Linked DNA regions of Homo sapiens: all the other regions are linked to region 2. A link is a loop called in an ENCODE intact Hi-C map of the cell type or tissue named here. Cell type or tissue: endothelial cell of umbilical vein. All regions are shown on one strand.

Region 1 (8,000 bases), 54 kb after region 2:
TTGTGTTTTTAGTAGAGACAGGGTTTCACCATGTTGGCCACACTGGTCTCAATCTCCTGACCTCGTGATCCACCCGCCTCGGCCTCCCAAAGTGCTAGGATTACCGACGTGAGGCACCGTGCCCGGCCTATCTGTATTGGTTTTAAATGGCTAAATTAATGAGTTTTGGAAAGAAACACAGTAACTCTTACTGAACACTAAAGCTGTGGAATCATCGCTGAATATTTAAAAATCTTGATGTTCCAGGTTTCTTTAATGGACCCGCATATTTTCTGAATATCTTATACCAAGATAATGATGATTACATTACATCGAAATTCGAACGTACAGTTTCTATTGAATACATATCGCTTGCTCACCATTGTGAAGTCAAAGAATTGTTAAGTAGAACAATTTTAAGTCGGGGACCGTCTGTATATATTTCCTTCAAAAGTTCCTTATTGTGCAAGTGTTGGTGAGGGTGTTGAGCAACCAGAACTCTTACACCTTGTTGGTAAGAAAGTAAAATGACACAACCACTCTGGAAAAGAGTATGTCAGTTTCTTAGAAAGTTAAATATACAGCTACCATATAATGATCCAGCTGTTCCACTCTAGGTATTTACCCAAGAGGAATGAAATCATACAACCATGCAAAGTCTTGTACATGAATTTTTGTAGCAGTTTTATTCATAAAAGCTTGAAATTGGACATAATCTAAATATCTATTAGCAGGAGAATGGATACTGATTCTGGAAGCCTAACTTCCCAAATGGGGTCAGCCTCCCTTTAAGCTTGTCTCATAATGAACTCCACCATATAAAGAGCTTGAAAGTTGTCATTCCCATTCTTACAATAAGAAAACAAAAATGAACAAACTAAAAATTCATAATTTTTCTTAGACCTATCAGAGATTAGATGTAGCAAGGCAAACCACTACCCTGAAATCTGGAGGAACAAGCTGACATGGAGAGTCAAGCCAAGATCAGCTTACCTGGAGCAGAAGCTACTGGAGCCATAAACTAATGGGAATACTAAATGGTTATTTTGACAAATTCCTGGAGGCTGAGTATGGACTAATGTGAGCATGAGATACTCCTGCGATCCACAGTCTTGGGGTTGGGGGAAGGGTGTTGTAGGTGGCGCACTTTCATGGGTTATTCCCAGAAGCCCCACCAGGTTCTCATGGTGAAGAGCTAAGAGAAAACTTAGCAGTAATCATTTTGAAATACTCTCAAAGCATTTTTCCATAACAAAAATCTACTCTTCTTGAGAAAAGGACCTTACCAGAGTCTTATGAGCTTAGGAGAGGGGCAATTCCTCAACTTGAGCCCTGCTAGCCTTCCCATCTCACCTGGAGAAAAAAGGCTAAGAAACATTTGTGAAGGTCTCAACCCAAGGACAATGGTCCACTAGTAGACTGAGATTTAATCATAGAGTTATAGACTGCTTTCCTTTCCCAACATTTACCACCATATCAACAGGGGTCAGGACATCAGTGGATAACAGCTGAAAGAGTTTCAAGGCAGATGCTTTATGTAAGAAGGTGCTCTTAGGGATACTCAAGACAGCAGAGGAGATAAAAACATGGACATTAAGGGAAACTGGCCGCAGATACTTACAGCTATAGCAAAGAGCAACCACAGCATAACTCCTCCAGATAAACATAAAGCCTCACACTATTTACCTCAGTTCCTAGTATCTGATTATTCATGCCCAGCTTTCAATAAGGCACACTAGGAGACAAGATAAAAACGATCTGAAGAGACAAAGCAAGAGAACCAGACTCAGATACGACACAGGTTTTAGAACTGTCCGACCAGGAATTTAAAATAACTATAATTAATACGTTGAGGGCTAGAATGGGAAAAGCAGACAACATGCAAGAACATGTGGGCAATGTAAACAGAGACAGGAAAACCTAAAAAATGAATCAAAAGGAAATGTTGAAAATTTAAAATGGCTTCATTAATAGATTGGACATGGCCAAGGAAATAACCAATGAACTTGGAGACATGTCCATAGAAATTTCCCAAACTGCAATGCAAAGAGAAAAAAAAAGAGCAGAATATCCAAGACTGTGTGATGATTCCAAAAGATGTAACATATGAGTGATTGAGAGGAAAAGAAAGAGAGAATGAAGCAAATGAAGTAAAAATGGATGAAAGTTTTTCCAAATGAATGACAGACACCAAAGAACAGATAAATTAAATAAATTACAATGTGTTAAGGGAAGGGAGGGAGGAATTGGGAATACCCTATTATAATATAGCTACCTGCCCATGAAGCAGTATATAGTGCAGGGGTACCCAATCTTTTGACATGGGCCACATTAGAAGAAGAATGTCTTGGGCCCCACAAAAAATATACTAACAATAGCTGATGAGCTAAAAAAAAAAAGCAAAAAAAAAATCGTATAATGTTTTAAGAAAGTTTACAAATTTGTGTTGGGCCGTATTCAAAGCCATCCTGGGCCGCATGCCGTCCACGGACTGCAGATTGGACAAGCTTGGTATAGTGTTAGTTGAAAGGGATTTAGATTACTTGCAAATGCATAATGCAAACACTAGGGCAAACACTAAAGAAATTTTAAAAAGAACTATGATTGATATGCTAAGAAAGAGGATAAAGTAAAATCCTATGAAATGTTCAATTAAAACCAGAGAAATCAGAAAAAGAGGAGAAGGGAAAAAAGAAACAAATAATGAGTGCAAGGAAAACAGTTACAGATAAAGGGATAAAATAATTGGGGTTTAGACATTTGATAGTCATCCAGTCAGCAATATAAAGAATGAACTATTGATATAGGCAACAACATGGATATATCTCAATAATGCTGAGTGAAAGGAGCCAGATTCCCCCAAAAAGAATATATACTTAATTTTTCCATGTATATAAAATTCTACAGATTGAACTAATCTACAGTAATAGAAGGCAGAATCAGTAGGGCTATGGAGAATTCTTAGCTAAGAATTTTATTATGGGCTTATAATGTCTATGACATTAATTTGATGGGATTTTGCTACGTGAATGTACAGAATAGTAAAACTTGGGTTTCAAAACACCATGGGCTGTCGTGCATCTGTTTTTTCTGTGAACTCAAAAGCCTGGAGGCAGAACAGTTTCTTAAATGCCATGGTTAAACTAAGTGCTGGGGATGGATATGGGGAGAATGTGAATTGTTGAGGTGTGTATAAAAGAAAATCAGATTCAAAGAAATTATCATCTGGGAATATTTGAGCCATACTGAAGCTAGCATTTTAGGTTAGAATACATTATCTTTGTAAAACCAGCTGACAATGCAGTGTTAAAATTTTTACTCAACTGATGCTATTTAAACCGGCATATTCTGTTTATTGTGTAGGGCTTTTCTTTGAATATGTTCAAAGAAAAGATATTTAAACCACAAAGAAGCAAGATCATGCCATATCATTTATGGAGAAGATGTGAGTACTAAAGCTTGATGAGAAGAAACATGAGAACTATTAAAAGCAGTTTTCTGTAACCAACATGCTATTGCCACACACTCCCAACTTCATTATTAAAGGAAAAAGTTTTCCCCTCTTTATTTAAATCTAAAATATTTTTGCCACCTTGTGCTCTCAGATAGGTGTATTAAGTTACTTTGCAATGTGAATCTTCACTACAATCTAATATTAGCAAAGGTCTTCAAGAAAATAGGGTCCTGGCATTAGATTGACCTTTAGTTGAAATGGTCTAATATCTAATAATAGGGGTAGAGCCAATTGACAAAACACTTGAGGGATCCACTAGAGGGCAGTAAAGTGTAAATGAAATTTAAATTTGCCCCAGAAAGGCTAATGTTATCCCAAACATTTGTATTGCAAGTAAGATTTCTTGAATGCAAAAACATTAGATTAGATTAGTGATGTACAGTGTTTCTCTTTTCCTGGAATTAGTAGTCAAAGAGCCATTAGATTGAAGAGCAAAATGAAAATCAAATTGGTTCTAGTCTCAGCTCTTTTTACTGACTGTGTGATTTGGGGCAATCTAAAATTTGCTTCTCTGGTCCACTTCTATGATATAGATTTGCACAAAATGATTATTTTTAAATATTTACTTATTTATTTGTTTATTTATTTATTGAGACAGTTTCGCTTTGTTGTCCAGGCTGGGGTGCAGTGGCGCGATCTTGGCTCACTGCAACCTCCACCTCCTGGGTTCAAGTGATTCTCCTGCTTCAGCCTCCCGAGTAGCTGGGATTACAGGTGTGCACCACCACACCCGGCTAATTTTTTTGCATTTTTAGTAGAGACAGGGTTTCACTATGTTGGTCAGGCTGGTCTCAAACTCTTGACCTTGTGATCGGCCTGCCTCGGCCTCCCAAAGTGCTGGGATTACAGGCATGAGCCACCGCACCCGGCACAAAATGATTATTAAAGTTCTTTTCAACTCTAAAATTTTATGATTTTATCATTTATGATTCTATCTCAGCCCCTTTAAAACCTTTTTGATTAGACTCAGGTTATTTGATCAACCATAACTTGCCATTAATGGTGATTCTGTTTGGAAATCACCACCACTATTTCATAAAAAATTTAGATCCCTCAAATGCACTGATTTACTTTCACGAAAAAAAATCTACTTAATAAAATGACATGTATATAATCTAGTGACAACAGTTATTGCAACATCTTCTGGAATAAAAACTTGGGCTATTGAAACTATCAATGCCATTTTTTATTTTAAAAACAGAAAAATTAAAACCCACAATTATACGTAGCCAAGTTGTTTTCACTCTCCATTTATTTTCCTTTTAAAGTGCTACATTTGTGAACTCATTAGCAGTTACCCTATCAAAATTTCAAAATCATGAAGAAGGTTATACATAAAAAATGAATGTTGGCTTGAGGGCCAAGGAAATATTGACTGATTAGATAGAAGAGCACATGATAGATCTGAACTACTCTATGTCATCATTCATTTGGTCAACAACTGCAAGCTCCTGGATGTGGCTGATTTTGATAAAGTCATAGAATTCACAGTATTCTTCACATTTGTTCAATGGTCATCATAAATACACATCACAATAACCCTAATTTGTGACTGAAACAGAAACTCTTTTCTTTTTTCTTCGAATTTTGTATAATATTTATTTTATCAAACTCTTTTCTAAATAGCATTTTTAATGAACATGAATGTATAAAACTGTGAACAATTTTAATAAAAGCAGAAACTGGTCGGGCATGGTGGCTCACGCCTATAATCCTAGCACTTTGAGAAGCCAAAGCGGGATGACAGCTTGTGTCAGGAGGTAGAGGCTGCAGTGAGCTATGATCACACCACTGCACTCCAGCCTGGGTGACAGAGTGACGCCTTGTTTCTAAAAGATAAAATGAAATAAAATAAAGCAGAAACCATTTCTGAATCCAGATTGATAATGGAGTCATATTTAACACCATCCTGTATATTTAAATATTTTCAATTTTTTAAACCCTCATTTAGGATGCATTTTCCTATTTGCATAAAAAAAAGAAAAAAATGCCCTGCTGGCAGTGAATTCAAGGGATGAGGGAAAATCGTCCTCTAAAACAGGATTGTTAAATCTGGAATTATTATCAGAAGCCAGAGGTAAAACCATGCTATCTGTACACTCTCCACTGCCTGTTCCAGCAGATAAACTCACCTGGTTACAACAAGGCTGGCACCCATTTCTATGATTCTGAGGCCGGTTAGCTTCCTCCTCAGAGCTTTAGACCCATCAGCTCATCTCAATGCCTGAAGTTATTAGCATGAGATAATAAATTATTCATTTCAAGCAATTTGTTTTTTCACCAAAAGCAGGATGAGGAATACAAGTAGACACGAACTTCAGTGTCAACAGTTTCAGAGAGAAGTTGCACAATACTCGCAACTTTAATAGCGAGCCCTTTAGACACTGTGGTATTACCTACATAAGAGTAATGAGTGAAATGCTGATTGTCTAGGTTCAAATTCTGGCTCTGCTCTTTATTCTGTGCCTCAATATCCTCATCTGTAAAATGGGCATAGCAGTGCCTCCTTTTGGGGGTTAAAACATAAATTAACGCTTGTAAAACTATTTATTATTATTATTATTATTTGCAGACAGGGTCTCACTCCGGTTGCCCAGGTTGGAGTGCAGTGGCACGATCTCGGCTCACTGCAGCCTTGACCTCCCAGGCTCAAGTGATCCTTGCGCCTCAGCCCCAGAGTAGCTGGAACTACAGGTGCGTGCCACCACGTCCGGCTAAATTTTGTATTTTTTATGGAGACGCGGTCTTCCCATGTTGCCCAGCCTGGTCTCAAATTCCTGGGCTCAAGCCATCTGCCCGCCTCGGCCTCCCAAAGTGCCAGGATTACAGGCGTGAGCCGCCACACCTAGCCTATTATAACTATTATTTAAGCTTAGAATATTAAAATGGTTTCATTTTCTCCAATGCTTTTCCAGTGAGATATAGCTAGGAGTATCAGGCTGGCGTTCCAACTAATAATTCACTGTTGATCTTGGACAAGTCACTTCACCTCTTTTGCCCTCATTTTCTTATCCGGGGTCTTAAACAAAATGCTTCAAAAGTAAATGCTCCAAGATGGTCTCCATGCATGTTGTGGAAAGCACCAATTTTAAAATGAGGTGATTGGAGCAAACAGATCGCCAAGACACTTTCTAGTTCTAACACTTCATGTGATTCATTATTTCCTAGGCGTGTGTGGTACATATGGTATGCAAATGGCTGTCTATATTGGGAAACACTGTAGAACCATTCCATTTGCTGAAAAAAATTCTGGAGGTATCTATGGAAAATATCATATCTTTTACTGGGATAGTTAATCTAGAATCATCTCTGCCAGTGTTGTACTGAAACGGGACTGATAAGAACAACAAATACACGTTTATTTTGTACCACGCGGCTGTCAGTGTCCGGAGTCCCCCGGGCAGAGCGCCCCGGGGAGGGCTGGGCCCTCAGAGCAGCAGGAGGGCGCCCAGGGACAGCTCACCCTGGCCCAGCAGGCGGCCCCGCTCCCGGCCGCGGCCCTCGTCCCGGGCCTTGACTCGAACGGCCAGGCGGCGCACTTCGTCCTCCGAGAGGCCGTCGAAGCAGAAGTCCTGGTCAAAGGAGGCCTTGCGGCTGCGCCCCACCACAGTGCTGCATTGCCGAAGCGCGGTGCCCGGCGGCCGCAGGACGAGGCTGAGGCGACAGCTGACGGCTCGGGGCCCGGGGGCGCCTCCGGCCGGGCTCTCGGCGCGGAGCAGCCGGAGGCGGAGCCGCCCGGTTCCCGGACAGTACTCGGCGGCCAGGCGCAGGGCGTCGCCGGCGCGGCCCAGAGCCACGGTGCCCTCGGCCTCCAGGCGCTCGGGAAACGGGACCCGGGACGACGGCGGGCTCGTGGAGGGGGCCCGGGCCGGGGACTGGGAGCCCGCGCGGCGCTCCTTGTCCTCGTTCCCGCTGGAGACGGAGCGGACGCGGGTCAGGCGGCGACTCCTCCCAGCCCGCAGCGCGCGACTCAGCAGCCCGTCGGGGACGCGCAGGAGGCGGCAGCCGCGGGGCCGCCGGGCGAGCGCGTCCTGGGGCGGGCGGGGACAGCCGGGGGCCGCGGGGGTCGCCGGGCCCGGAGCTCGCGGGACGCGCAGGGTCCCCAGGAGGGCGTCCGGGCCGCCGCCGCCGCCGTAGGTGTGGGCCCGGGGCCGGGGCGCGGGCGGGCCCCCGAGCAGGAGCGACTCCTTGCGGCGCGTGTGCGGGCTCTCGAGCAGCGCGCAGAAGCCGTAGGCGGTGCGCACACGGGGCAGGTGCGGCAGTGACAGCGCGGCCTGCGAGCGCGGGTCCCAGTCTGTGCGGCCGGCGCCCTCGTCCATCCCTGCTTCTTCGACCCAAGAATTCCGGAGCGCAGCCAAGGCCAGGCGGGGCATGAGCCGTGGCGGGATGCAGAACTCAGGGATGCGGTCCGGAGTGAGCACATTTGCGCACGCGGCGGTGGTGCGAGACTTGGCTCCGCGGGCCCGACCCGGGAGAAGCCAGTCTCCGCTCCGCCGAAGGCACTCAG
Region 2 (8,000 bases):
TTTTTGATATGTTTTCAAATGGATAGGGTTTTTTTCTTGGTTGTGTTGAGTCTAACAATGAACCATCAAAAGTGTTCTTCAGTTTAATCCCTGCGTTTGTGATTTCTAACATTTTCATGTGATTCCTTCTTACAGTTTCTGTCTCTCCTGAAATTACCTATCTGATCTTGCATGCTATCTACCTTTTAAGTTAGCATCTTTAACATATTAATCATAGTTAATTTAACATTTTCTGTATCATATTGGAGCCTGGTTCTGATGATTGCTTTGTCTCTTCAGATTCTTTTTTCTTGCCTTTTTGTATGCTCCTATATTCTTGTCGAAATCCAGACATGTTGAATAGAACATTAGGCACTGATGTAAATAACTTTTATGCTTGGAGATCAGTATACTTTTCCTTTTGCTTAGCCGTTAGTGTGGAGCCTTGTGTTACTCTAGTAAGGAATTGGGCTGGATTTAAAAACTGTTGTTGCCTGGGTTACCTCTGTGCATCAGCGGCTTCAAATTCCTCTAGTGATACCTTATTTTAGTCTCTTTGCTTGTCTTTGAATCTTTCTTCTACACCATTCCCTAGTTAAGTGTGTGCTGCTGCAGCTCTCCCAGCTGCATTCTTCTGTTATTTCTACTTGATGCTTGTTGGTGTGGAGTTAAGGGGCAGGGAAGAAGGTATACCCCGATGATCTGATTAAGCCTAGTCTGTGAAGCTGAGACTAAATCTGTGAACCACAGGTACTGTGAACAGGAAACCTGTGGGTTTCCAAACTGTGGCTTTCACAGGTGTTCCTGCCTCTCCTCCAGACATAAAGCTGGGCCTATCTTGTATTACTGTTCTATCCTTACTCGCATGCTTGCCTCCCCTAGCTGAAGTGGGTTTCCACCAGTGCCCTCAGATACAGGTTTTGATGACCTTCCCCATATAGACTGAGACTTTCCTTCTTTTGCAAAAGTAGGGAAGATAGTCTAGGTGGAGCTTCTGCAGTGGCTGCTGTTGCCCTCCAACCCTAGAAGATGGACTTTCTCATGCTTCTCCCCGTCTCCTCTGTGAGAGCCTAGTGGAGTTCCTGGAAGAGAGACCAGCAAAAAGTTGGAATATCACCCCCCATCTTTGTCTCCAAGGGCTTCACACTCATACCGACCCACAATTTGTTAAAAATTTCTAGTTGAATGTCCTCTGTTTTATACGACATTTGAGAGCATTTATTCCAGGTAACAAATGCTTAGGTCTTGTTTCTCCCTACAGGTAATTGTCTCTCTACTTTTTAGGTTAATTATTTGCCCTGCAATTTTAATTCTCTGCCGGTTCAAGAAAAGTCATTAGTTTGCAGCGTGTCCATCTTTTTCCTCGTTAGTAAAAGGGAGAACATCCTTTTATTTATTTTTTTAGCTCTCTATATCTCTAAGCTGAAACTGGAGGTCTCAGTGTTGTAAGAATTGAAACCACCTACTCCTCGCCCCCCACTGCATAGTGTGGACACTGACGACTGAAACTACTTATCCTCCACACAACCTATTGTCTGCATGACATGGCTTTATATTTTATTGTCTTTATTAGCATAACTTTATTATTCCAAAATACTCTTGCCCAGACAAAAAACTTGATTTTTCATTACGGGTACTTCCTGAAAATTCCATCAACTCTTCAGTAGAAAGCATCGAAAGACAGTTGATGCCCTAAGATTCTGAATCCCTCACCTCAAAATCCTTACCTTGTGGTTTCCACTAGTCTGTCATGATCCTCAAGTGTATATCGGGATCCTTCCCCAATTTTAATCAAGCCTTTCCCCGACCCTACTTTGAAAGACCTACTGGAATCCAACTTTCCTATTCTTTTTTTTTTTTTTTTTTTTTGAGATGGAGTCTTGCTCTGCCACCCAAGCTGGAGTGCACTGGCGCGATCTTGGCTCACTGCAAGCTCTGCCTCCCGGGTTCACACCATTCTCCTTCCTCAGCCTCCCAAGTAGCTGGGAATACGGGCACCCACCACCACGCCTGGCTAATTTTTTGTATTTTTAGTAGAGATGGGGTTTCACCGTATTAGCCAGGATGGTTTCGATCTCCTGACCTCATGATCTGCCTGCCTCTGCCTCCCAAAGTGCTGGAATTACAGGCGTGAGCCACCACACCCGGCCCCAACTTTCCTATTCTTAATAAAATCTTACATTACTTTTCCCTCCAAGACGCTATGAAAGCTCTGTTGAAGTGATATTCTCCCTTATGAATGAAAGCAAGAAACTTGGCTTTGTATTATCAGTTGGTGATATTTGGGGAGCAGATTTGAAAAAAACTTTAAGTTGCATTTCTCTTATTATTTTGCTTTTATCTCTTGCCTATTTTTCCATAGGGTTATTGATTGTTTTTAGAAACTCTTTGTATATTAAGGGTATCAACTCTTTACCTATGATACAAGTTGCTAATATTTTTTCCAGTTGTCATGTGTCTACTTTGTCATTTGTTGGAGTCTTTTACCATTAATTTTTTTTAATGTGGTCAGCTTTATCAATCTTCCTTACCTTGTCTGGATATTGAGTCATATAAAGATTTTCCACATTCACAGCTTATAGAGGAATTCACTCACATTTTCTTTAAGTATTTTTGTCGTTTTATTTTTGCATTAATATCTTGTCCATGTTGAAAATATCTTGATAAATTGTGACAATAGTAAATATGATTTTATCTTTTTTCCATGTAGTTATCTGGTTATCTCCAATACTGGAATATTATAAAGTCCAGCTCATTCTCACTGATTTAATATGCCCCTATACCAATTCAAAAATAATATTTAATAGAAAATAACAAGCTGATTCTGAAGTTCACATGGAAGACCAAGTGTATAGACTAGATCCCCCTCCAAAATATTTTTGCTGAAAATAACAATAAAAGGGCACTTACCCTACCAAATATCAAAATATAATGAGAAACTGCAGCAATTAGAACAGCATAGTACTGACATTGGACTAGAATTAAAGATCAAAGAACCATTAAAAAAAAAGAAAGAAAACAGAGCCCTGTATAGTTAAAAATGAAGTTTATGGTGATATGGTTTGGCTGTGACCCCACCTAAATCTCATCTTGAATTCCCATGTGTTGTGGGAGAGACCTGGTGAAAGGTAATTGAATCATGGGGGCAGGTCTCTCCCATGCTGTTCTTGTGATAGAGAGTGAGTCTCACGAGATCTGACAGTATTATAAGGGGGAGCTTCCCCGCACAAGCTCTCTCTTTGCCTGTTGCCATCCACATAAGATATGACTTACTCCTCCTTGCCTTCTGCCATGATTGTGAGGCCTCCCCAGCCACGTGGAACTGGAAGTCCAATAAACCTTTCTTTTGTTAATTGCCCAGTCTCAGATATGTCTTTATCAGCAGCATGAAAATGGACTAATCCATATGGTAAAAGTGGTTTTAAATCTTTGGGGAAAGAATGGATACTACTTATTAAATTTTATCAAGACAACTAGCTGTCCTTTTATGAAGAGAATTTATTTCTGGTTTGTTTGTGTACATATGGAATGTTATAGTAAGAGAAAATTTTGGGCCTTCCCTTTTGATCCATGGATTTAATAGCTTAATACCTCATGTATTGAGACTCTTTTTGGAGTGTTGCCAGAAAAAATTAGAAGGATCTTAGGCTTAAAAGCATAAACAAATTTATTATGATGATATGTGATGATATGAGAGTAAATATATGAGAGTAAACATATGAGTATGATTGACTGACAGGGATGAAGTAGAGAAGTGAGCTGGACACTTCTGGTAATAATCACTTACACCTAGATAAGCTTTTGTGAAAGGAAGTGCTTAACTTAGCAATAACCTGCTCTCCAGCTGTGCCAAGTACTTAACAGTGTGCTGGGAATTCCAGGATGCAAATATTGTCCTATAACTGGAAGAAGCAGCTGCTTACCGTTAGGGGGCCCTCTGTCTGTCTGTCTGAGAATATACCAGATGGGTCTAATCGTGCACTGCCTTCTGGCTTCCCCATCCCTACTCCCAGCTCTCTGGGCCAAGGGGTAGCAGAAGGCAGCAATTAAATAAACTTGGGTGTTTTTTTGTTTTGTTTTGCTCTTGATATAAATTTATGTTCATTGTCATTAGGTCTAACCCAATGTAAACAGGAAGAAGATACATTGTAATGAAACTGCATAAACGGAAAGATACAGAGAAAACCTTAAAAGAAGTGACTGGAAGGAGAGGAGGAAAAGAGATGGTAGCTAGAGGAAGATTTAGGAAAAAGAGAGGGTTTTTTGGTTTTGTTTGTTTTGTTTCTGAAAGTAAAAGTGATTTGAGGCAACTTATGCTGAGGAGGAGGGAACTACTTTTTTTTTTTTAAAGTTTAATACAGAGGAGAAAATTCTGTCCATCATGATGACCAATGGTAAGCTTCAGTTACATTTAAGCTACTAGTCCTAGACCTCTCCTTCAAGATCTATATTTTCAACTGCCTATGGGACTTTAGCCTTATCTGTAATGTCTGAATTTCTTAAAAGGAGAATCCATTAGTGTATTTAATGAGTAATTGGAAATTAATTTAAACCCAATGTAGGAAAGAAGAAAGTTATAAATGATGAGATCAGAGCCTAGATGACATAAGGAATAGTCTTGAATAGAGAGGAGTGAGTAGGGAAATGAGAGTAAAGACACAAGAAAATGCATGTACAAAATGCAGCAAAATGTAGCGTCCTCCTCTGTGAAGTAGTATGCACATTCTCCCACCCTCTGGGCATCCATGTAAATGACCTTTTCTAACGTTGAGGGTTGGTAGTGCTTCTGAGGTTTTAGTGAAAGGAAGTGTGGCCAGGTCTCATGCTCCACCTATTGGTAAATTAAATTTGTTTAGCCATTTCTGGCTGTGTGTAGCCATTTCTAGGAAGCTATCATGCCACAATCTGTGAATTAGAGCACCTCTTCTAATCTGAACCTAGAAAAGCTTTTGCAGGGTAGCTTGCCATTATGACCTGGCAGGGGTGTAATGGATGAGTCTACCTGGCCTAAAAGGAAAAATGAGAGAGGAGCTCATCTGCTGAGTGTCAGGGAAGTCAGTGGAGCTGAGAGGGGGCTGAGGATGATATGTGATAGGAAAAGTTGCTGACCACCTATCTAAAAGAATATCTGTTAGCATCAAGGCCTCAAAGGATGTTCTTAACTTCTTAATTTCCTGTTTTATTTTACATAAAATATCTTAACTTCATGAACTCTATAGTACTACTGAAAAATGATTACGTGTCTGAATTTTCCCAAGAACATGTGTATTTCAAACAACTTGCTTACAGTATCAGTGATTCAGGAACAGTCAATATTTGTACTGCCCTTTGTTACTTAACGTTGCAAATCATTGTCTGTCAGAGTGGAATACAAGCAATTTCCTGTCAGCTGAATATGCTTCTTTTTTCTATTGCAGACATTATCTTAGGTTTTCTTTGTTTTGTTTTGTTTAGAAGGAAGCCAAAGTAGACTATCTAACCCAACATAACGATTAAGAGCATAGTTCCGGGAGAAAGGTGCTCAGGATGTGAGTCTCGATTTCACTGTTAATAGCCGTGTGAACTTGCAAGCCATTCAACTTCTCTGGATTCAGTTTCCTCATCCTGTATGATGTGAATAATAATAGTGTGGGCCTCTTAGCAGTGTTGTGAGGAGGAAATGAGACAACCCATGCAAAGTACTTTGCATAGTGCCAGGATTTAGTAAATACTGAATATATCCTGGCCATATATATATGTGTATGTTATAAATGTTAAAAATATTCTGGGTAATCTGTGAATTAATAAAAGACAAATCAGGATTTTAGAGCTTGAAGGGGACTGGTGAGATCATTTATACTAGGTTGGCTAATATCTGGCTTATTTTCCATCATTCTTTCCCACCATATTCATTATAGACCTCACTAATTGATCCCAGCATTCTTTCCCACTGATGTCAATAGGATTTTAGAATCCTCAATACAGTATTTTATCTGGTCACTACTAATTGATTGGAGTTGATCCTTGAGATGAAACTCATCTGCCACCTCTAGCTGTTCTCAACAGATAAGGAAGTGACTTTCCTAATGTGACACAGTTGATTATTGTTAGAGCCTGGACAAAAATCCAGTCTCTTGTTACATAGTGGATTATACTCATCTCTGTGCAGAATTTACAGCTTTACATAATATAAACTCTTAAAAGAAATAAAAATATCCTTAAAATACAAATATCCTTTTTTGAAGAAACGGGATAGTTGGAAGAAAACTTTATGAAATGAAGAAAATGGAAAATGAGAAATTATTCTTGTCCATATTTTAACTCTTCAATCTTGCTTATTGGTCATGATTTGGCTAATGAAAGAAACTAAGCTGACTGCAGAAACCGTACATTTTGCACTGTTCTAAGAGATTTCATCCATTTACTTATGCAACTGATATATATTTGATGTCAGCTTTGTACCGGGCACTATACTAAGCACTGAGAAGATACAGATGATCAAAATATGACCTTGACCCTTAATAACATCGAGAGACAATATGGAGACAGACATGAACAAAACTGGAAGCATCAGTGATGTGCACTTCAATAAAGGCATGTAGAGGGGACTGTGGGAACAAAGTGGTCCATTCTACCCAGAGTGATAAAAAGCAGTGAAGGCTGCTTGAGCTTGAAACATTCAATGAAAATTAACCTTACAATCAAGAGATTCTAGAAAATGTTAGTAACCATTACTGACAAGTTAGGAATTGTATTTTTGAATGATAAAATATTTATGGACTTGAATTTACTTCACTAAAAATTGGTCTTAGTAGGCCATATGGTTTTGTCAATGGCAGGGCATAGAAAGTGTCGCTGCCTGCTCTAAGACTAACAAAATAAGTAATATTTACCATAATCACATTTTTGGGAGCAGATTATTTTGTATATCTGAGTGAGGGACAAATATACTTCCGGGTCTAACAGGCTCTCCTTGTGTGTCTGTAGGACTGATGTCAGGGAGTTCACGGTCTGACCCTGGGTGGACCTCATATGGCCCAAACCTGCGTGAAACTACCTGCAAAACGAGACTGACTCTTTACCCCACTTGACGTCATGGCCTTAAAGTCAAATTTGCTTACCCTTATTCTTTCATGGTTAAACACACTCTGGTTATTGTTCTCTGCTTAGGGAAGAAGATAAAAAGCCTCTATCCTGAAAACCCGGGTTATAAACAAACCCACAGTGGCTGCAGAGCAGCCATCCAGATGCCGTTGGGCAACTGGTAGTCATTGAAACCCAGAGCCAAGTAGCTTACCCAATATCTTAAGGCTAAAGTTGGTAGAGTGACTTTTAAAAGTGTTTTTCCACTCTCTTTGGCAAGAATGAGGGGGAAGTGCCTTCATTTACAGGCCAAGATAATCAACCTTGCCTCAAGTTCCATGTATAATGAAAGGTTCTACCGCAATGTAGGTCATGACAAAATGTCACTGGCCTAGATTCTCTGCTGAATCAACACCATTAAGAGATGCTGACCCAGTTTCCACAAGCCCTTCACTTCCTCTTTTTGAATTTGGATTGCTAGGTTACTGCAGAAGCTAAGAGACAAGGGTTCCATTGGGTAAAAGACTTAGTGTGAATTGTCTTGAAGCTCCATTAGGAAACCATTGAAACGAAATTTAGAAGTGAGTCTGGGATGATCTTGGATAGCACTGAACATAGATTGGACTCTGTTTATTTTGAGGAAATTTGGCTAAAACAATTGTCATTTTAACCCAGTGGTAGCTCTTATTGCCTAGTGGTGGTGGCTGAGACCACCATGGGGTGGGGGCAAGGTTGGAAGGTAAAATGGATTGGTAGGAATGGTAAATTGTGGGGTACAGCATGGGGTTGAGGGGAGTGGGCTGACATGCATGGGCACCCTGGGCGGGATAACAGTTTAGAGCCCCTTCAAAGAAATGCAGAACATTTATTTAGAGGAGCACCTGCCTGGGGGAAGAGCAGTGCAACAGGCATGTCACCACTAAGAGCCTGTCCTCTCTGTGGTCTGGGCAATTCGGCTG
Region 3 (8,000 bases), 180 kb before region 2:
TCATTAGATTGTTTATTTGAAGTTTTTCCTCTTTTTTGATGTAGACATTTATAGCTATAAACTTTCCTCTTAGTATTGTTGCTTTTGCTTTACTTGCTACGTTTTGGTATGTTGTGTTTCCATTATCATTTGTTTTAAGAAATTTTTCAGTTTTCTTCTTAATTTCTTCACTGACCCACTGGTCATTCAGGAGCATATTGTTTAATTTTCATGTGTTTGTATAGTCTCCAAAATTCCACTTGTTGTTAACTTCTAGTTTTATTCCATTGTGGTCAGAGAAGATGATTGACAAATTTCAATTTTTGGATCTTTTAAGACTTGTTTTGTGACCTAACATATGGTTTATCCTTGAGAATGATCTATGTGCTTAGGAAATTAACTGATATTCTTTAGTAAAAAAGAATCTCTTCTCTTCCCCTCCAGCCCGGTTTTATAGTATCTACACAAATGGATTCCTTTTTATCTAGTCCATTATAATCCTTTACTTCATTATTGATTTTGGTGCTCAAACTGCCCTGAAGTTGACCATGGGAGCCTCCTGAACCTGGCTCTTGTGTCCTTTTGGCATGTCTCCATCAGTCTTTGAACGTATCCTCACCTTCTAGAATTGTAAGACTTTCCAGGCTCATCTTATACTTTCCTGGAATCATCCATTGCTCTAAAAAGCCCTGATTCTTTTTAAAGAGGAATCAATATTAAATCCTTATATGTCATAATGATATTGTGGTTCCTTAGGAGAATATCTTTGTTCTTGGGAGATACATGCCGAAACATGCAGAGGTGAAGTGTCATGATGCTTGCAAGTGCCCCAGTTACTGGGATATCATTGCTTTGAAGCCCTTTCAGTGGGTATACCTGGAGTATATGCTATATTTTTTAAAAATATTGATTTTATATTACATCTCCAATTCAAATCCAATACTACAGGGTTCTTTTTCATCTACACTCATTCCAAATTCTCCTACAGTGAGAGGCTTGATATTTTCTTCTCCAAAATATCAATATATTTATTTGTTTTATCCTGCAATTATATACAAAATAGTTTCAGAATTATACTTGTTGCTTTACTAACAACAAACCTACTATGTGAATTCAAGATTTTTTGCAGTTATTTGTGGCCACAAGATGTTACTCACTTAGATTATGTTATTTTCAAAAATTACTTGAATTGATTATACTTTCTCTGGTGTTATGTTAGCAATTTGATATACAATTAAATTGACTTGTGTCTGCATTTAATGTTAGGGTTTGATCCATTTTGAATGTGGAAGACATTTTCTTTCTTTCTTTCTTCTTTTTTTTTTTTTTTTTTTGATGGAGTCTTGCTCTGTCACCCAGGCTGGAGTGCAATGGTGGGATCTCGGCTCACTGCAAGCTCCGCCTCCTGGGTTCACGCTATTCTCCTGCCTCAGCCTCCCGAGTAGCTGGGACTACAGGCGCGCCCGCCACCACGCCCGGCTAATTTTTGTATTTTTAGTAGAGACGGGGTTTCACCATGTTAGCCAGGATGATCTCAATCTCCTGACCTCGTGATCCCAAAGTGCTGGGATTGCAGGCATGAGCCACCGTGCCCGGCAACATTTTACTGGTTTAATAGTGTAGGCCTAATCTTGTTTTCAGCAAGACAACTGATAAATTTCTCATGATAACTTCAGATAAAGTTTTATCTGCTAGAAGTACCCCAACTAAACAGTTGTGGTGTGGGTCAGTCTAATTTTGGAGAAAGGTTTCCAGTGACAACTATAGGACCCAGTGACATTATAGAAACAATTACCAATGCTCTCTTACTAGATGGTAGTAAGCTCCTTTGCAACAGACACTGTCTTTGAATCCCCAGAGCCTAAGAAATGATTAATACATAAAAGCTGTTCAATAAATCTTTATTGAATGAATGGAAGGGTGAACAAATAGATAAATCAGTGGTTGGGAAGAATATCTCCAGAAGCTAAAGTGATGGGTTACCACCAATTGAATTAAGTAGGACTGAATGAAGTGTGACATTTATGTTATAAAAAACAATGTACGTACAAACATAGAGAATGTGGGAATCCTGGCTTAGCAACTATGTAAAAAGATTTTTTTTTTTTACTCAAGATGTTGGTGCTCAAAAAGCTCAACACCTTGATAAAATTATAGAGTTCATTAAATATTTTCTCTGTGTATATAATATCGGGGTAGTCCCACTGCCCATTGCTCTGAAGTGCTGTATCCAATTCCAAGTCACACACTTTTTAAGTGGGACACTGAGGCAGAGGAAGTGCTTTTAGGAGGGTAACCAGGAGGTTGAAGAGTCTGAAAACCACATCCAGGTACTATTATAGGTGATAGAAAATGCTGGGGTAGCTTTCCTTGGAGATGATTTTGAGATGAGATGACATAACAACTCTTCAAATTCCTGAAAGATTGTCATGAAGGAAAAAGATTAGTCACTCTGTGGAGCTTCAAATAGCAGAACTAAGACCAATTCATGTAAGGCATAGAGGCTGACTTCAGCCCAATATAAGAAATTCCTACAGAGTTGAACACAGAGGGAATGAGTCACTTCACATTGATGAGCTCCAAACATGCTGGGGCCCGCGGCATTGTCAGCCACTGCCTGTGTGACCATCTTTCAGGAGTGTTGGAAGGGAATGCCCTGCTTGAATTAGATCAAATACACCTGAAGGAACTGTACAGCTGAAAGAATCCACACTTGAGCCTTCCAGGCTAGTGTCATCAAAGAACATTACTGTTTTCTAGTAACTAGATTTCTCTAATAATGGAGGAACATTTTCATGTACTGACAGGTGTGATTTTTGTGTAATTCACCATGTGGCTCTAAAGAGTGTTTATCAAATTCAGATCACACATACTAATCCTTAAAATACTGCTGAATATACTGCTGTTAGAGCTTCACAATCAATGAGAACATCTTAGAGGGTCTGAGGAGGAAGTTGTTTTAACTTTAACTCAAAATTGCTTAAACATAGTTGTCAACAGAACTAATTTTTTTAATGCTACTATCTCTGCTTCCAAGTTTCCTTGGTAATACTGGCTGCTTTCCTCCTTTTTGCGTCTCCTGCCTCTGGGGTCATCATTTAATGCTGTTTCTAGTGTTTGAGACCGCAGTCTCAAACACAATTTTCTAAAGCAACCACAAGGTGGCTCTGCTAGTCTTACAAAATAAAGCTGCCGGCCTTTCCTGTAACCTCCGTCTCCTAAGGGCCTTGTGCAGGACTGCTCCGCAAGGCCTGGGAGCACTAGGTTACCAGTGTACATGAGTTAAGCTAGAACGACTGCGCCTGACCCAGATGAGTGACGTCTTCCAAAGAGCGTTATAAGTACTGGTGTTTTCTGGTTGTCTCTTCCAAGTTCCCATTTTGAGGATAAATTTCCTTAGAATTCATGAGTGGAACTCTTTTCTTCCAGGTCAGTGAAGAGCAGAAGGCCCTGAAATCTGGCAAGACCCGTTTCCTGCGAAGCCACTAGATCGTTTCAACTAAGTATATTTCATTTCCTTCCTGGTCTGTCAGCAGAGAGAGAGGTGAAGCAGGAAGCTGAGCTGTTGGCACCTCCAGCTTAGCCCTCTGTGCTAATGAGTTAATTCTAATTAGCAGCAGCAGGAACAGTTTAATGGTGTTCCGATCCTGACTGCACCATCATCAAAAAAAAATTGATTTTTGCAGGTGTATGCATTTTAATGAATGGGAAAAACAAGCATTGTCCTCAAAGCTAAGAAAGGGATATTTCTCACTGAGTCGAAAGAGCTTACACCAGCTGTGCTGCGGGCGGGCAAGAAAGGTTAATGGTTTCCAAGGGCTCTCAGTGTCCTTTGGTTCCCGATTCTAAGATCTATGTGTACATAGACGGTACCTTCAGATATCTTCAGAAAAATCTCTCTGCTTCTTTGTATCAGCTCCTTCTGTGTTGCCCACTGTGTTCTTCCTGGGTAAGTCCTCCCCGAACTTCAGAATTTCATCCATTCATTCATTCACTCATTCATTCACTCATTCAGTAGAAATATTTACACCTACTTTGTGTACAGTACATATGCTACATGCTATAGTTATTGATTGATTGATTGAGACGAAGTCTCGCCCTGTCACCCAGGCTGTAGTACAGTGGCACGATCTCGGCTTACTGCAACCTCCGCCTCCCAGGTTCAAGCAATTCTCCTGCCTCAGCCTCCTGAGTAGCTGAGATTACAGGCACGTGCCACCACACCCAGCTAATTTTTGTATTTTTAGTAGAGATGGGGTTTCACCATGTTGGCCAGGCTGATCTCTAAATACTGACCTCAGGTGATCCACCCACCTTGGCCTCCCAAAGTGCTGGGATTACAGGCGCGAGCCACTGCCCCCGGCCCTATCGGCGATCTAAAGATGAATTCCCGTCTCATGGAGGTTGGTAAGGGGGGCAAATACACAAATACATGAAAAGTAACAAGTTATGAGCCAAAGGTTGGACAGGACAAGGAATGTGTGCTGAATATGGAAATTTCACCTTGTGGATTCTCAACTAGAACGCTGCATTATGAGGTCGGAGAGAACTCTGTAGAATTCTCTCCCAGAGGGTTATCTATGTTCAGTCACCATTTATTCTTTTTAAATTGTCTGAAGTTCTCAAAGAGGTGGGAGGGAAAGGAGGATCAGTGGTCACATCATTGCTTATCCCTGGGGTTCCAGGAAGGATGTTACCGACAAGAAGGTAATAATACCTGGAAGAGGACTTAGAAAATGTGACAGAAGTAGAGGCTAGCATACTGGCTGACCAAAGATATTTTCTTGATATTTCTGCCCAGCAGGATATATTGGCTCTGGAGTTATTTTTTGTCTGTCTTCAAATGAGATTTTAAAAAGTTATTCATAAAAATTGTCAACATACAAGAATAGTATAATAAACATGCATATTTCCAACAGGAAGATTCAACAGTTGCTAATATTTTGCCACATTTGCTTTGTCTACCTGTGTGTTCCCAAAATATCTCTTAAAGATGTTTTCCCTCTGAAACTAGCATCCAATTAAAACTCATGCATTGGTTCATTGGTTGCCACATCTCTTTAGTCTCTTTTAATATAGGAGAGTTTTTTGTTTTTTTGTTTTTTGTTTTTTTAAGACAGTCTTGCTCTGTCATCCAGGCTGGAGTGCAGTGGTGTGATCTCAGCTGACTGCAACCTCCGCCTCCCGGGTTCAAGCGATTCTCCTGCCTCAGCCTCCCAAGTAGCTGGGATTACAGGCATCTGCCACCACGCCCAGCTAATTTTTGTGTTTTTAGTAGACACAGGGTTTCAGCATCTTGGCCCAGCTGGTCTTGAACTCCTGACTTCGTGATCCACCCGTCTTGGCCTCCCAAAATTCTGGTATTACAGGCGTGAGCCGCCGCACCTGGCCAACAGTTCTTTGTAAAAAAAAAAAGACTCTTTGAAGAGACCATGCTTCAATTGTCTTACACATTATGGAATGTCCCTTATTCTGGATTTGTCTGTTGGTTTCCTCTGATGTCTTAAAACTTGCCCTACTATCCTTCTGTGTTTCCTAGAAACTGTAAACTTAGTCATAAAGATGATCCTGAGTGCACAGTCTTTCTTGAGACTTTCAGCCAGTAATGAAAGACAGACAAGTGTTAGCAAAGGTGTGGAGAAATGGGAACCCTCATATATTGCTGGTGGGAATGCAAAATGGTGCAGCCGCTCTGGAAAAATAGTGTGTCTATTTCTTTAAAAGTTACAGATAAATTTATCATACAACTCAGAAATTCCACTCGTATCTACCCAGGAGACATAAAGACATATGTCCACACAAAGACCTGCCCATGAATGTTCGTAGCAGCATCGCTTTTAATGGGCAAAAAGTGGTAACAAGTCAAATGTCTATCAACTGATGTATGAATAAACAAAATATAGTATATCCACAGAACATTGTTCAGCAATCAAAATTAATGAACTATTGTGATTCCTCAAAATATTAAAAATAGAACTACCATGTGATCAAGCAATCTCACTTCTGGGTGTATATCCAAAACAATTGAAAGCAGTGTCTCAAAGAGATATTTGCACACCCATGTTCATAACAGTATCATTCAAAATAGCCAAGAGATAGAAGCAACCCAGATATTCATTGATGCATGAATGGATAACCAAAATGTAGTATATACATGCAGTGGAATATTTTTAGCATTAAAAAGGAAGGAAATTCTGTAAATTCTGTAAATGCTACAACATGGATGAAACTTGAAGATGTTAAATGAAATAAGCCAGTCACAAAACGACAATCATTATATGATTCCTCTTATATGCGGTATCTAAAGTAGTGCTTTATGCCCTTTTTAGTCTGAGTCTGGCTATGGTTCTGCTGGTCACCTCTGGGGGTTTCAAGAGCCCGTTCCACATCTGCATTAGTGGTTGTGGCCTCTGGAGTCCTTTCCTAAACTGTTGCAAGCTGAACTGATCTTAGGACTCATGAGTTGATCAGTTCAGCTTGCAACAATTTAGGAAACTTCACTGGATGCATGGTTAGCTACAGTGACAGCCTGACTCAAATGAGCGCTTTTTGTCACAGGTTTAATGTAGCCGAAAGCCCATGTGCCATATTGAAAACTCCTCACAACCGCATCCTAGCTAAACTTCACTTCCATCATCATAATAACCCAGACACAAGGATAAGCAAGAAGGCATTATTTAGAGGAGAAGTGGGGATGTGATCTTCATCCCCAATTCAGACATGTGTGTTCTTTCATGTTTCATTTGGTTATGTTTTCTTCCTGTGGGTGCATGTGATTTGTCACACACCTGCCTCTATGAGCACTGGAAATGTCTGTGAGGAGACCTGGTAGCTCCTGACACCTTGACATCAGAAATAATTAGGAGTTGTTCCAGAGCATTGCATCAGATGATAAGCTAAATATTGGAAATACAAAGCCTCTAGCCCTGATAGGGTAAAGGTAACAGAGCCCAGCTCTAACTCTCCAGCTATGCCTTTGATTATGAGGAAGGTATATGAATATTTATAAGACTTTAAAAAAGAATTTGGATTATCATCAGATGGCTTCAAACACATGTAATGTTAAAATGTTCTAAGAAGAAGACTAAGGGAAGACAAACACTGGCCAAGGCAGGCTTTATTTAGTCCATTTCTCTGACCCATTAAATTTATACTGAGTTGCCTCAGTATAAATTTCCTATTTCTGTTATTTACTCATGTAATCTAGGGTCAGTCATACAACCAGGGAAAGTATGAAAATATATTCTAATATGCGGCAGGTTCTGACCCATCAGAGGGATGGTCCCCAAGATTCCTGCTGTGCTAGGCATTAATTCTTCAGTTGGTGAATTGTAGTGAGGTCTAGGATGTCCTGGGAGAAGGTCTAGGACAGCCAGGGGCAAAGAGAGGCTTTGGGACAAAAGCTTGAATAACTATTAGCAGAATAACTCAGAAGATTTGGGGCAACAGTTATTTATCACCTGGTTTGGATTTTTTTTTTTTTTTTTTAACAATTGGTATGGCTACACTAGTGCATAATGGCCACGTATAACCTTTCCATGGTTCTGTTCCTAATCTGCAGAATGGGGATAATATCCAGGCTGCCTGCCTTGTAGAGTTGTTGAACCTTATATATAGATATTCTCTGAGCACAGTAAAGCCTGTAAAACAGAAATACAGAGTAAGAGTTTTTGAGAGTAATTCCTTCCTGCTGGGGGGTGGGAAGCTTTCCCAGCTGGTGAAGGTTCTCTGGGGCTGAGGTTGTTAGAGGGCCAACTCCAATCTGAGATTACACAATATTCAAATAAAACTAAGGACTAAAAATAGACAGTGGGATTGGCTCTCTAGGAGAGCACTTCAGACAGCTCCTGGGGCCAGAGTATGGAAGACCAGGACTGAGGCTCCAGGAAGAGGAAAGAATGACCCCTTCCATCGCTGGGGCTGTCTCTGATGTCTGGATCCTTTACCTGCTCCCTGTAGGGTGATTTGGTGTGCGTGAATGAGGGATGGAGGGGAGAAGAAACCCATGTTTCAACTCTGAT

The links. A loop is a pair of places that touch in the nucleus more often than their neighbours do. Peaks named below come from ENCODE experiments on the same cell type or tissue, not always from the same donor. Only the 100,000 strongest peaks of a DNase experiment are listed, where the experiment ranks them.
Region 1: a loop joins it to region 2, with 6 times the contacts of the local background. A loop is called at or near these places in 11 of 110 quality-filtered maps.
Region 3: a loop joins it to region 2, with 9 times the contacts of the local background. A loop is called at or near these places in 7 of 110 quality-filtered maps.

What each region holds. Positions count from the first base shown.
Region 1 is chr15:62,067,645-62,075,644 of GRCh38, reverse strand. C2CD4A (C2 calcium dependent domain containing 4A) reads right to left here. Exons shown (of 2, transcript NM_207322.3): 2 at 4,728-8,000. The coding sequence ends at 6,922. Among named protein-coding and RNA genes, the nearest start is that of C2CD4A, 4.7 kb to the right of the region's middle. RefSeq lists silencers at 6,839-7,328, 7,379-7,518, 7,649-7,698 and an enhancer at 7,929-8,000. In endothelial cell of umbilical vein, CTCF peaks have their summits at 3,715 (motif pointing right) and 7,010; DNase peaks (open chromatin) are centred at 3,774, 7,114 and 7,874; H3K4me3 peaks cover 1,221 bases.
Region 2 is chr15:62,121,862-62,129,861 of GRCh38, reverse strand. No RefSeq gene overlaps it. Among named protein-coding and RNA genes, the nearest start is that of C2CD4B, 39 kb to the left of the region's middle. In endothelial cell of umbilical vein, a CTCF peak has its summit at 3,908; DNase peaks (open chromatin) are centred at 3,881, 4,671 and 5,461; H3K27ac peaks cover 2,770 bases.
Region 3 is chr15:62,302,238-62,310,237 of GRCh38, reverse strand. MIR8067 (microRNA 8067) reads left to right here and starts at 5,504; the gene lies at 5,504-5,580. In endothelial cell of umbilical vein, a CTCF peak has its summit at 3,150 (motif pointing right); a DNase peak (open chromatin) is centred at 3,177; H3K27me3 peaks cover 382 bases.